Regions from separate parts of the Mus musculus genome. Here region 2 is linked to region 1. A link is a loop called in an ENCODE intact Hi-C map of the cell type or tissue named here. Cell type or tissue: gastrocnemius. All regions are shown on one strand. Each heading gives the region's core, and the rest is flanking DNA. Links, peaks and the distances in the headings are about the cores only.

Region 1 (8,895 bases), core at 2,984-5,483:
TCTGATTCTTCATGTTTGAGAAGCAATTCCTATACGATCTGCGGAGTTCTAGCTTCCGGTGTTCTCAGTTCAGGACTGTTGTCTTTCTGAGTTTTCTCTTCTTGGTGGTTCTGGGACTTGAACCAAGAGTCTTTGGCATGGTAAGCAGGCAGGCATTCCGGTACAAGCTACACTCCCAAGCCTGATATTCTGATTATTTAATATTTGATTATTTAAATGTCATTCCTTTATAAAGAATATTGTGTGCACACATGTGCACATCATGCATGCCATGATGTGCAAACGGGAGCTGGCAGACAGCCTGAAGGAGTCAGTGCTTTCCCTCCCCCACGCAGGTCCCAGTTAGCTCTACCTACTGAGCCATCCCAAAGGCCCTTATTCGGATTCTAGACCCCTCCCTCGTGAATACTTTATTCATTTTTGCTTTACATGTTGAGTATTTTTCCTTCATATCTGTACTCTACATGCATGTCTGGTGCCCACAGAGGTCAGAAGACGGTGTCAGATCCCCTGGACCAGGAGTTACAGATGGTTGTGAGCCACCACATGGGTTGCTGAGAAGCCAACCCAGGCCCTCTGCAAGAACAGCAAGTGCTTTCAACCACTGCATCTCTCCAGCACTGCACTATGTGTGTAATCCAGGCTCATGTGTTAGAGGACAACCCGAGGGAGTTGGTCGCTCCTGTACCTTTGATAGCATGTATGTAAGTGAACTGTGCCCACACCTGCTGCCTTGCAGAGGTCAGACCCAGAGGGTGTGGATGGTTGTGAGTCACAATGTGGGTGCTGAGGAAAGCTGCAGTGTTGGGTCTTGCCTCCCACTTTGTCTGAGGCAGGATCTCTTCATTATTCAACACTGCATGTGCCAGGCTGGTTGGCCTGAAGGCTTCTGGGCATTCTTGTCTCTACCTACACAGCACTGGGATTACAAGATACTCAGCTGCTGCTGCTTCTGCTGCTCTTCCTCCTCCTCTCATCATCATCATCATCATGGGTATAATGGGTATGTATGTTAGGTTGTTTGTGAAGGTTGCACTAGAACTTTCAGGAGTTGGTTCTCCATTCTACCATGGGAGGGACACAGGGATGGGTTCTTTTGTCTGCCAATTAAAGACTTAAAAGACAGGAGAAGAGCGCCAGGCACACACCTTTAGTCCCAGCACTCAGATGACACAGGCAGACAGATTTCTTTGATTTTGAGGCCACTACATAGGGAGTTCAAGGACAGCTGGGGTCACATAAAGAGACTGTCTCAAAAATATTTTTCATATAATATATATGTATTATATATATATGGAGGGGGAAGACTGTAGAGATGGCTCAGTAGTTAAGAGGATCTGTTACTCTTGCAGAGGCCAAGGGTTCAATTCCCAGCACCCACAAGGAGGCTCACATCCATACTCTTTAGTTCCAGTGGCTCTGACTTCAGCCTCTGATCTCTGCAGGCACCAGGCATGGACACAGAATACTTACACACATGCAGACAGACATTTGCAGACATAAAAAAAAAAAAAAAAAAGGAAAGAAAGAAGTACTACTGGAAATCTTTTTTTGTTTTTTGTTTTGTTTGTTTGTTTGTTTTTGTTTTTCGAGACAGGGTTTCTCTGTATAGCCCTGGCTGTCCTGCAACTCACTTTGTAGACCAGGCTGGCCTCGAACGTAGAAATCTGCCTGTCTCTGCCTCTCAAGTGCTGGGATTAAAGGTGTGAGCCACCACGCCCAGCCACTCCTACTGGAAATCTTGAGAAGTCCTGCCACATGTTAAGGAGAAAATCATGGTCCTCACTTGGGTGTTCCTAGTCTCATTAATAAAATAATGGAAGTGTGGACACGAATGAAAACAGAAGGTCAAAGACTCAAATAAAGCCTTTGGACAGTTTATTCATGATTAAGAGAAAAACCTTAGGGCAGGCAAGCTGAGGCCAGCCTGGTCTACAGAGTGAGTTCCAGGACAGCCAGGGCTACAGAGAAACCCTGTCTCAAAAAAAACAAAAAGAAAAAAAAAAGAAAGAAAGAAAATAACCAAACCCAATGGTAGCTCATAGAAACTACACTCAAGGTAGGAATTGTGGAAAGGAAATGTGTATGAAGGTGAACCTGCACAAACTGGGGCACTGAGGCAGGAGAATCTCTGTGAATTAAAGGTCACCCTGGTCTTCAAAGTGAGTTCCAGGGCAGATAGCTAAGGCTGTTACACAGGGAAACCCTGTCACAAACAAACAAACAAACAAAAAACAGAGGAGAGAGAGAGAGAGAGAGAGAGAGAACCTGCCATCTGCTGACCCTGAGTGGTCTCGCTGCCTTAACACTTAGAGGAATAAGAGGCACGCAAGCATGCAGATCTTTATAGGTTCCAAGGACTGACCTCAGTTCTTCAGCATTGTCCCTGCTGAGCCACCACACCAACCCCACACAATGCTCAGTGTCCTAGTGTCCCATTGCTGTGATTTCTGCCCTGTGCTCCGAATGTCAAAGTGAAGAAATTCAATGAAGCCCGGGTAAACGGCAGGAGTAACTATGACTCTCTTAAGGTAGCCAAATGCCTCGTCATCTAATTAGTGACGCGCATGAATGGATGAGATTCCCACTGTTCCTACATACTATCCAGAGAAAACACAGGCAAGGGAACGGGCTTGGCACACGCCTTTAATTCCAGCACTCGGGAGGCAGAGGCAGGCAGATTTCTGAGTTCGAGGCCAGCCTGGTCTGCAAAGTGAGTTCCAGGACAGCCAGGGCTATACAGAGAAACCCTGTCTTGAAAAGAAAAAAGTGTTTACTTTTAATTTATTTTGAATGGGTGCTCTATCTGTACACCCCAGTGCCAGAAGAAGGCATCGGATCCCATTATAGATGGTTGTGAGCCACCATGTGGTTGTTGGGATTGAATTTAGGACTTCTGGAAGAGGTCTTAACTGCTGAGCCATTTCTCTGCAGCCCCCAAAAGGAAGTGTTTAATTGGCCCTTGCTTACAGTTTCAGAGGCTTAGTCCACTGTCACCGTGGTGGGGAGTATCACACAGCAAGCACTGGTCTAGTTCCTAACCCCTCCAAGAGGGCTTCCCTTCTTCTTCTTCTTTTCTTTTCTTTCTTTTTTTTTTTGGGGGGGGGGGAGCAGGGTTTTTTTGTGTAGCTCTGGCTGTCCTGGAACTCACTCTGCAGACCAGGCTGGCCTGAACTTAGAAATCCACCTTCGTCTGCCTCCCAACTGCTGGAATTAAAGGCATGTGCCACCACTGCCAGGCAAGGGTTTCCCTTGATATTTGCTGTTGTCTAGGGAGTCCTTCGTGCTTCCTTTGGCTCTTTCAGTCTCTTTTACGGTTGTGTTGTTGTGTTTTTTTGTTTGTTTGTCTGTCTGTTTGTTTGTTTTTTTTTTTTTTGGTACATTTTGTTTTTACCCAGATCTCTCTACATGGCCCTGGGTGTCCAAGAGCTCGTGTAGATCAAGCCTGGGTCATTTGTCTTTCTGGTTTTGTTTCGTTTTGTTTTTTGAGACACAGGGTTTCTCTGTGTAGCCCTGGTTGTCCTGGAATTCTCTCTGTAGATCAGGCTGGCCTCCGACTCAGAAGAGATGTGCCTGTCACCACTGTCTGCATCCATTTGTCTTTTATCCTACAGGCTCTTTATGAATCTGTGAAGCAAAATGTTTGCATGCAGTTCCCCTCTGACCTGTCAAACCATGGACTGCATGACTGTGCATTTCCCAATGTGCTGGGCAGCTGTGCTGTCACAGTACCACAGCTACTCATCTGCTCTTTCTCATGCTACCAATTCAGTCAGCTCTATTAAAAACAGGCAAGAAGAGCTGGGCGTGGTGGCGCACGCCTTTAATCCCAGCACTCGGGAGGCAGAGGCAGAGGCAGGCGGATTTCTGAGTTCGAGGCCAGCCTGGTCTACAAAGTGAACTCCAGGACAGCCAGGGCTATACAGAGAAAACCTGTCTCGAACCCCCCCCCCCAAAAAAAAAAAAAAACAGGCAAGAAAAACCCCTGTAGAGATGCCTTTTACTAAATCTAAACCGGCAACACAAGAGGTAGGAGAGGAGAGCTTTCGCGTGACTCACGGCCTGAGCTGGAACAGCCAGTCTGCTTACCTGGCTAGAGAATGTTTATGCCAATCACAGCCTTGTCTCCTCAGTCACAGTAGGCCCTCTGCTGGCCAATCATGGGAAATAGTCCTCCTTTCTAGCCTGAGATGACTACAGGGTCATCTAGAGTTCCAGGTGTGTAGGTTTAAAAATGTCTGGTGTAGCCGGGCAGTGGTGGCTCACACCTTTAATCCATCCCAGCACTTGGGAAGCAGAGGCAAGGGGATTTCTGAGTTTGAGGCCAGCCTGGTCTACAGAGTGAGTTCCAGGACAGCCAGAGCTACACAGAGAAACCCTGTCTCGGAAAAAAAAGAAAAAAAAAGTCTGGTGTGAACTGTTTCAAACAGCTCTCTGATTGAGGCTGTGCCTTTAGGAGAGGGATAATCAACTCTGTTCACTGCGTTGTTTTCTCAGGTGTCTAAGGAGTGTTCAGAATGGTGGCAGATGGGTAGTCTGGCTGGCTGGCTGACTAAAAAAAAAGCCAGGGCAGCAAAGGGTGAGGCCAAAAGCTGTCAATTAGGAAGCCACATTCACCATCCCTCAGCCTGTACTTATTTGCACAAACTGGGACAATAAAGTACTTGCCATCAGCATCTAACGAGCTTATCATTAACATTCAATTGTCATCTTAACAGAAATGTTTTCATTTTTTAAAATTTATTTTTATTTTCTATGGACGTGTTTTGCTTTCCTGCCTGTGTACCACGTGTGTGCCTGGTGCCCTCAGAGACCAGAAGATATTAAACCTCCTGGAACTGGTTGTGAGCCTTCATGTGGTGCTGGGAATTGAACCTAGGACTTCTGCAAGAAAAGCTAGTGCTCTTAATTGTTGAGCCATCTCTCCAGTCCTCCATTTTAACAGATTTTTTTTTTTTTGAGACAGTGTCTCACTTCTACGTAGCCATGGCTGGCCTGAAACTATGTTGACCAGGCTGACTTCAAAACTTACAAAGTCTATGCCTGTGAGTGCTAGGATGAAAGGTATGTGACCACACCCTGTCATTTTAACAATACTTAGCCCTGCCCAGTTGCCTAAGAAAGGTAAATCCCCCTATCTGTCCGAAGATGGCAAATGTAGCCCGGTCTGCTTTACATAGTTGGTATGGCGACCCCAGTTTTACAAATGAGGTTATAGGCTTCAGTGGGGCAACCTAGTTCAGAAGCATGTAAGTCTAGGTACCAGGATTAGGGGTTTAAGTCATTTCTGATTCTAGCTAGCCATAGGCACTCTGGGGTCACACACACAATATACTGACTCTTTCTAGAAAGGGTTCAGATTTGGACCCATCTCGCTTCATCAGAAATCCGGAGACCGCCCAACAGCTGCAGACTTGAAGCCTCCGGTTCACTACTATCCACTCAAGCACCTCTGGGTGCTTCCCTTTCCTACATACTATGTCTGGCTGGATGTGTCTGTCTTACAACCAAGAAAACACGAGGTCCCTTCTCTAGTGGGATTGGGTGAGAATGTCTGGATGTCCTGATGTCAGAGGCTTATGTTCCAAACACAAGAGAGGTGCAGGGCTATAGAAAGGTTCCTAAAAATTTGTCGGATTCAGTCATTACTAGCTGAATTACTTATGTATGTATTTTGTGCTGGGAATGGAACCTAGGCACGGTAGGCAAGTCTCTGCCACTAAGCTATGTTCCCAGGACATCCAGTGAAATTTGCATTTAAGATACAAACATACTACATACTACGTCCAAGTAATGTTTGTGTGATACTTAGCTTAAGACTGATCGAGCCGGGCATAGTGGCGCATGCCTTTAATCCCAGCACTTGGGAGGCAGAGGCAGGCGAATTTCTGAGTTCGAGGCCAGCCTGGTGTACAGAGTGAGTTCCAGGACAGCCAGGGCTACACAGAGAAACCCTGTCTCGAAAAACAAACCACAGTTCGTGTTTTATCGGAAATGATGCTGGAAACCCTGTAGCTCCTCCGGCGTTTCCAGAGCTTGCGTCGGCGAAGGCGGAGAGACTCCGCATTTAAATGACTGGAAAGGCTTGAGCAGCAGTCATGAGCGAATGGCAGCTCTGTACAACACCAGGCCCGGGCGGAAGTCGCAGTGCGCACTTCCGCCAGGCGGGCGGTTGCCTGAGGGCAGTGACGTCGACGGAAGGGGCGGGTCCGCCGGGAGCCAGGCCGCGCTGTGCCGCGCCGGCCAGGAGGGGGCCGGAGCCCGGCCATGGCGGCGGCGGCGGGCGCCGAGGGGCGGCGCGCGGCTCTGGAGGCGGTGGCAGCGCCGGAGCGGGGCGGCGGGAGCTGCGTGCTGTGCTGCGGTGACCTGGAGGCTACGGCGCTGGGCCGCTGCGATCACCCGGTGTGCTACCGGTGCTCTACCAAGATGCGGGTGCTGTGCGAGCAGCGCTACTGCGCCGTGTGCCGCGAGGAGCTGCGCCAGGTGCGCCAGCGGGGCGCGCGACGGGGCGCGGGGAGGGCGGACTCCTGATGGCTTTGCCTGCTCGGTGTCCGGCCGCGGCCTGGCCTCACCCGCTCCCTCCGGAGGCCGGGTGGTCGGTCGGGGCGCCATGCGATCACCGGGCCTCCTGGGGCTGGGAGAAGCCAGAGGCGGCCGGGCTGGGGAAGGAGGAGCGATGTCTGTGGGAACTCTAAGCCTGGGGACTTTTCCCTATGACCTGGCTGCGGGAAGGGCAAGGTCAGGTCGAGAGCCCTCCTGTCTGTGAATCTTAATTTTTTCGGGATCGTCACTGAGGAGGAGCAGACAGCCAGGGGGAACCTCCAGACACTGTCTATTCTGGAAGCTGACTGCTCTGGAAAAAAAGGGTTAAACTGGACATTTCCAGACTAGTTGGGCTTCTGGGCCCCACCGGTGATCCTTAGCTCCTGAGACAGCGTTTCCATTTGTAGAGTGGAGGTGATACCAGGACCTGATTCCTAGGTGCTTGGTGGTCCACAATTTTAGGAAGTTTTCCTCCTCGTTACTAGTTCTAGCTTTGAGGCTTCCTTCCAGAGTGGTGGGAAGAGGATGTTTCTGGCTGTCTAGACTTGGAAATCCCGAAGGGGGTCAGAGGACTCCAGCAATGCCAGCCTTTGATGGGGAGTATCCAGCTGAACCTCCCTTGGTTTGCTGCCCGTAGAGATCTGTTTGCTTCCAGAATTGTGAAATTACCTTGGTTGGTTCGTGGAAGGTTTTGGCTAGTGGCTTCTGCCAGGGAATCACCCTTTCCTGTTCTTAGAAGTGATGCAGAGATAGAAATGATGCCAAAATTTTGAGTTTTTTTTTTTTTTTTTCTTTTCTTTCTGACCTTTTTCTTTCTCGTTGAGATAGGGTCTCACTATGTAGTCCTGGCTGGCCTGGAACTTGTTATGTAGAACCAGTATCTGCCTCCTGATTTCTGAGATTAAAGGCAGTGCACCACCATATCCCGTATTTGAGACAGGGCCTGTAGCTCTGGCAGTCCTGGAACTCATTCTCTAGACCAGACTGGCCTTGAAGTCACACAGATCCACCTGCCTCTACCTCCTGAGGGCTAGGTCATTCTCCACCATACCCAGCACACCCAGCTTTTCTTTCTTGATATTTATGTCAAAAGACTCAGCTGGAATCTGGAACATTCCCTAAGCATCTATGTCATACTGGGGAAGAGGGACTAGAAGACCCCAGACATAGTGTGGTGGAAGGAGCCTTACCCTACTGGATGAGATCTGGGGTTTAGAAACATCTCTGGAAGCTTTTGGCTGGTGTCCTACTCAGGGTCTTGCTGGGGCTTTGCTGGCCAGTCGTGCACACGCTGATGGGAAGGTCTGACACGGGTTTTGAGCACACATACCTGTAGCTTCCTTCTAGGAAGGGAGACATTTTGTAGGTCCTTATGTACGTCGTCCTGGCCTGGGCTCTGGGTCTCACTCAGGAAGTGAGTGAACATACATACATATGTCAGCTGTAGCCAGTGTCTGCCCTCCCTCAGTCTTCCTGAGCCTCACACCTCTAAGAGCTCTGTGGCAGGGGCTTTTGACATGAGCTGTTAGCTTGCCCTGGCTGGGATGTGGTTTGACACTCTGTGCCCCTGGCTAAGCCTGGGCGTCCTCTTAGACTTGTACCACCATGCTGGGCAGCAGGAGCTCTTTGGGAAGTGGGGTGAGATGGTAGCTGTCCAGCTCAGCCTCACCGTTTATCCTGATTCCCTCCACTTGTAACCTAGCGCCTTCACCCTTGTCCCTTACTGAGTCTTGTATTACCCTTTGAATATGTCCTGAATTCCAGAATTCCACAATGACTTAGTCCCTTCATGTGACTAAAAATTAGGAGGGATGTTTGTTAAGATGTTATATAAAGCTGGATGGGGGTGGCACACACCTTTAATCCCAGCATTCTGTAGCACAAGCAGGCAGATCTCTGAGTTCATGGCCAAGCCTGGTCTACAGAATGAGTTTGGACAGAAACTGCCTTAAACAAAACAAATGTGTTGAAGGGCCAGTTTCCTTTGCTGTGACACCTTGTATAGGCTTCGGGTAGGGGGCGGTCTGGGTGTAGTACAGAGACGGTATACAAGTTTGAAACTGCTGGTCTGGTGAAGAGCCAGGGCAATTGGACTCTTCAGTGTGCAGCTTAGGTGGGCTGCCATGTGGTGTGAGGCTCCTGTGCTGAGTAGTGGAGAGGTCTGTGCTCAGTCTTTCTTTAGGTACTTCTTGTGTTCCTCTGGACACATCTCTCTAGAGCCATTTTCTCATCCTGTTGCTCTCCAACTTGCCCGTCTCTGGACGGGCCACACCCCCACCCACAAGCAGGAAGTGGGAGGGGAATGCGGAGGGCCTTCCCAGGGTTATTCCAAGGCCCAGGTCGGCAGGCTGG
Region 2 (2,500 bases), core at 1-2,500, 50 kb before region 1:
GCGTGAGCACACACATAAAATAAATACAATTTTTTTAAAACTAAAAGCCAAACACTGTGCCAAGATAGTGGCCCACACTAGTAATCCTAGAACCCTAAAGACAGACAGTTTTGACTACAAAGAAAGTTCCAGGCCAACCTGGACTACCTAGTGAGACCTGTATCGATACATACAAAAGGAAAGAAAGGAAAGGAAAGGAAAGGAAAGGAAAGGAAAGGAAAGGAAAGGAAAGGAAAGGAAAGGAAAGGAAAGGAAAGGAAAGGAAAGGAAAGGAAAGGAAAGGAAAGGAAAGGAAAGGAAAGGAAAGGAAAGGAAAGGAAAGGAAAGGAAAGGAAAGGAACAAATCTACATGCTAGGAGGTAGGCATCATAGTGTGTATCAAATGGAGGAGGAAGATCGTGAATTTAAAATAGCCTTAACAAGATAATGAGAGCTTCTTTCAACAACAACAACAACAACAACATGGCAAAGCCCAGACGTGATCTGGATATGGAAAACTACATACTCCGATGGGGAAGCCAGAACGCATACGAGGCTAGTGTGGAAAAGGGTGCAGTCTGAGTGCACAGCAGCCTAGCAAGCTGACCACAGCACTGCAGACCTCTAACAGCAGCACGCGGAAACGGAAGCAGGAGCCCCACGAGTTCAGAGCCAGTCCAGCCTGGGCGGGTCCTACCTTTAAGAAGGGGGCTGGGCATGAGGTGGCAAAGGACTTTTTACACAAGTGTAAGGACAGCATTTGGATCCGCAGAACCCACCCACAGCAGGACATGGTAGCACCTATCTATACTCCAGTGCTCCCATGGGGAGGTTGGCGGCAGAGACAGGAGGATCCCTATCAGCTCCTAGGCCTACTGGCCTATAGTAGTCAGCGGTAAACAAGAGTCTCTGACAAATAGGTAACCAGTGAGGACGGGCACCTGAGGTTGTTCCCTAACTGCCAAGTGCACAGTGTGGCAAGAGTGTGTCTATCCTCACACACACAAACTAATGTATGGACACACACATGAACACACTACAAGAAAAGCTCACAAACTGTGACATGCCTCAGATGTTACAGACTTAGTGTGACTCAGCAATTCCTCCTAGGTCTGCCCAACGCTATCCAGCCCAGCAAAGGCAGCCACAGGGAGGAGCCACGGACCACAGCAAGTGGGCCATGCACACAATGGAACATTCTGAAAAGCAACGAAGCTCTGATACACGCCATAGCGTGGATGCTTGGTGAAAGCCAACCACAGAGGCCCACATGCGAGGCCATGTATGTGAAACAGCTAGGACAAGACAATGTCTCCATGGGAACAGACAGAGCAGCAGCCCCGGGACCTTGGAGGAAGTGGGGAACAGCGGTCAGCAGGTATAGGCTGACTGACTGGAACTGGACAGTGTCATATGGTCATTCGGTCCTATAGTCCTAGCTCTCAAAGGCCAGACTAGGCTACATAGTGAGGCCCTCTCCCCAAAAAAGTAAAACAAACAAACAGAAAAACCAATCTAGTAAATTGGTTGTGGGGACAGCTGCACAGCCTTGTGGACATATTGATAGTCAATAGGCTATTGACAATAATGGAGGGCACCATATGATATGTGCCACAGTATCTTAATAAAGCTCTCCCAGAAGCAAGCAGCCGCAGGGCAAGAGCAGCTTCTCCACTCAGCAGCTAAGGAACAGTACTGGCGGCAACAGAGGGAGCTCTGAGCAGCAAGGATGGAGTAACTGCAGAGTAACTTTAGAGCAGAGAAGGCTCACCTGCTGCAGGCCGCAGGCCTCTCACGGCTTGGTCACATCTTCATACTGCCACTCAGCGGTACCACCCAATCCCTGTAACCCAGTCAGAGCTGGGGTTTCCAGGACACACATCTCTTTAGAGAAGCTTCCAACAAGCCTTCTACCCTTGCAGAGCACCCACCTGAAGGATGACCAGGAGCCCCAGGACCGCGGTCTTCACGTCCTCCAGGGAGGCCGAGTGCATGGCCAGGTCCCTTTCTTCCAGCTCCGGGGGTGGAGAGAGTGAGCGCGCCATCACCTTCCAAGAGGCCAGCATGTAAGGTCCAAGTCACGGCTCACAGGCAGTTCGCCACAGACCTGACTACCAGGACTACCCCTCCTGTCCTTCTCGGGAGGGAAGATATGCCTTCTCACAAGTGACTGCTCACAAACAGTTCAAAACTGAAAGGACAAAGCAGCCTCCCTGGGGGGATGTGGGCCGCAGCCCTGGATCCCTGCTCTGTGCTATTCTCCAGATGCCTGGCGCAGACCCCTGAGAGTGACAGGACACTCATTTGCAAGGTGCTGAGGCAGTACACCAGCCAAGCAAGGTGGCTCAACACGGCCTGCTGACACCACACACTTCTGCTGCCCGTGCAGACAGCCATCAGTCACAGTGATAAAAACGGGACAAAGAGGTCTAGCCACAGGGCTTTGTCCATGCCAGCCCAGACCTCTAAATGGCTCTCACCTTTTCAATGATGTCCAGCAGACTGTTGAAGTGGTGGGTGT

Evidence for each region. Hi-C counts contacts between places; a loop is a spot of excess contacts. Peaks named below come from ENCODE experiments on the same cell type or tissue, not always from the same donor. Only the 100,000 strongest peaks of a DNase experiment are listed, where the experiment ranks them.
Region 2: a loop joins it to region 1, with 1.9 times the contacts of the local background. A loop is called at or near these places in 6 of 42 quality-filtered maps.

What each region holds. Positions count from the first base shown.
Region 1 is chr17:24,663,491-24,672,385 of GRCm38, forward strand. It overlaps Zfp598 (zinc finger protein 598), which reads left to right and starts at 6,197. Exons shown (of 12, transcript NM_183149.2): 1 at 6,197-6,483. The coding sequence starts at 6,268. In gastrocnemius, for the core only: a CTCF peak has its summit at 4,158 (motif pointing left); a DNase peak (open chromatin) is centred at 4,135; H3K4me3 peaks cover 131 bases; H3K27ac peaks cover 567 bases.
Region 2 is chr17:24,616,956-24,619,455 of GRCm38, forward strand. It overlaps Tsc2 (TSC complex subunit 2), which reads right to left. Exons shown (of 42, transcript NM_001286713.1): 15 at 2,460-2,500; 16 at 1,911-2,027. Among named protein-coding and RNA genes, the nearest start is that of Tsc2, 14 kb to the right of the region's middle. In gastrocnemius, for the core only: a CTCF peak has its summit at 1,133; no DNase peak of the experiment used is centred there.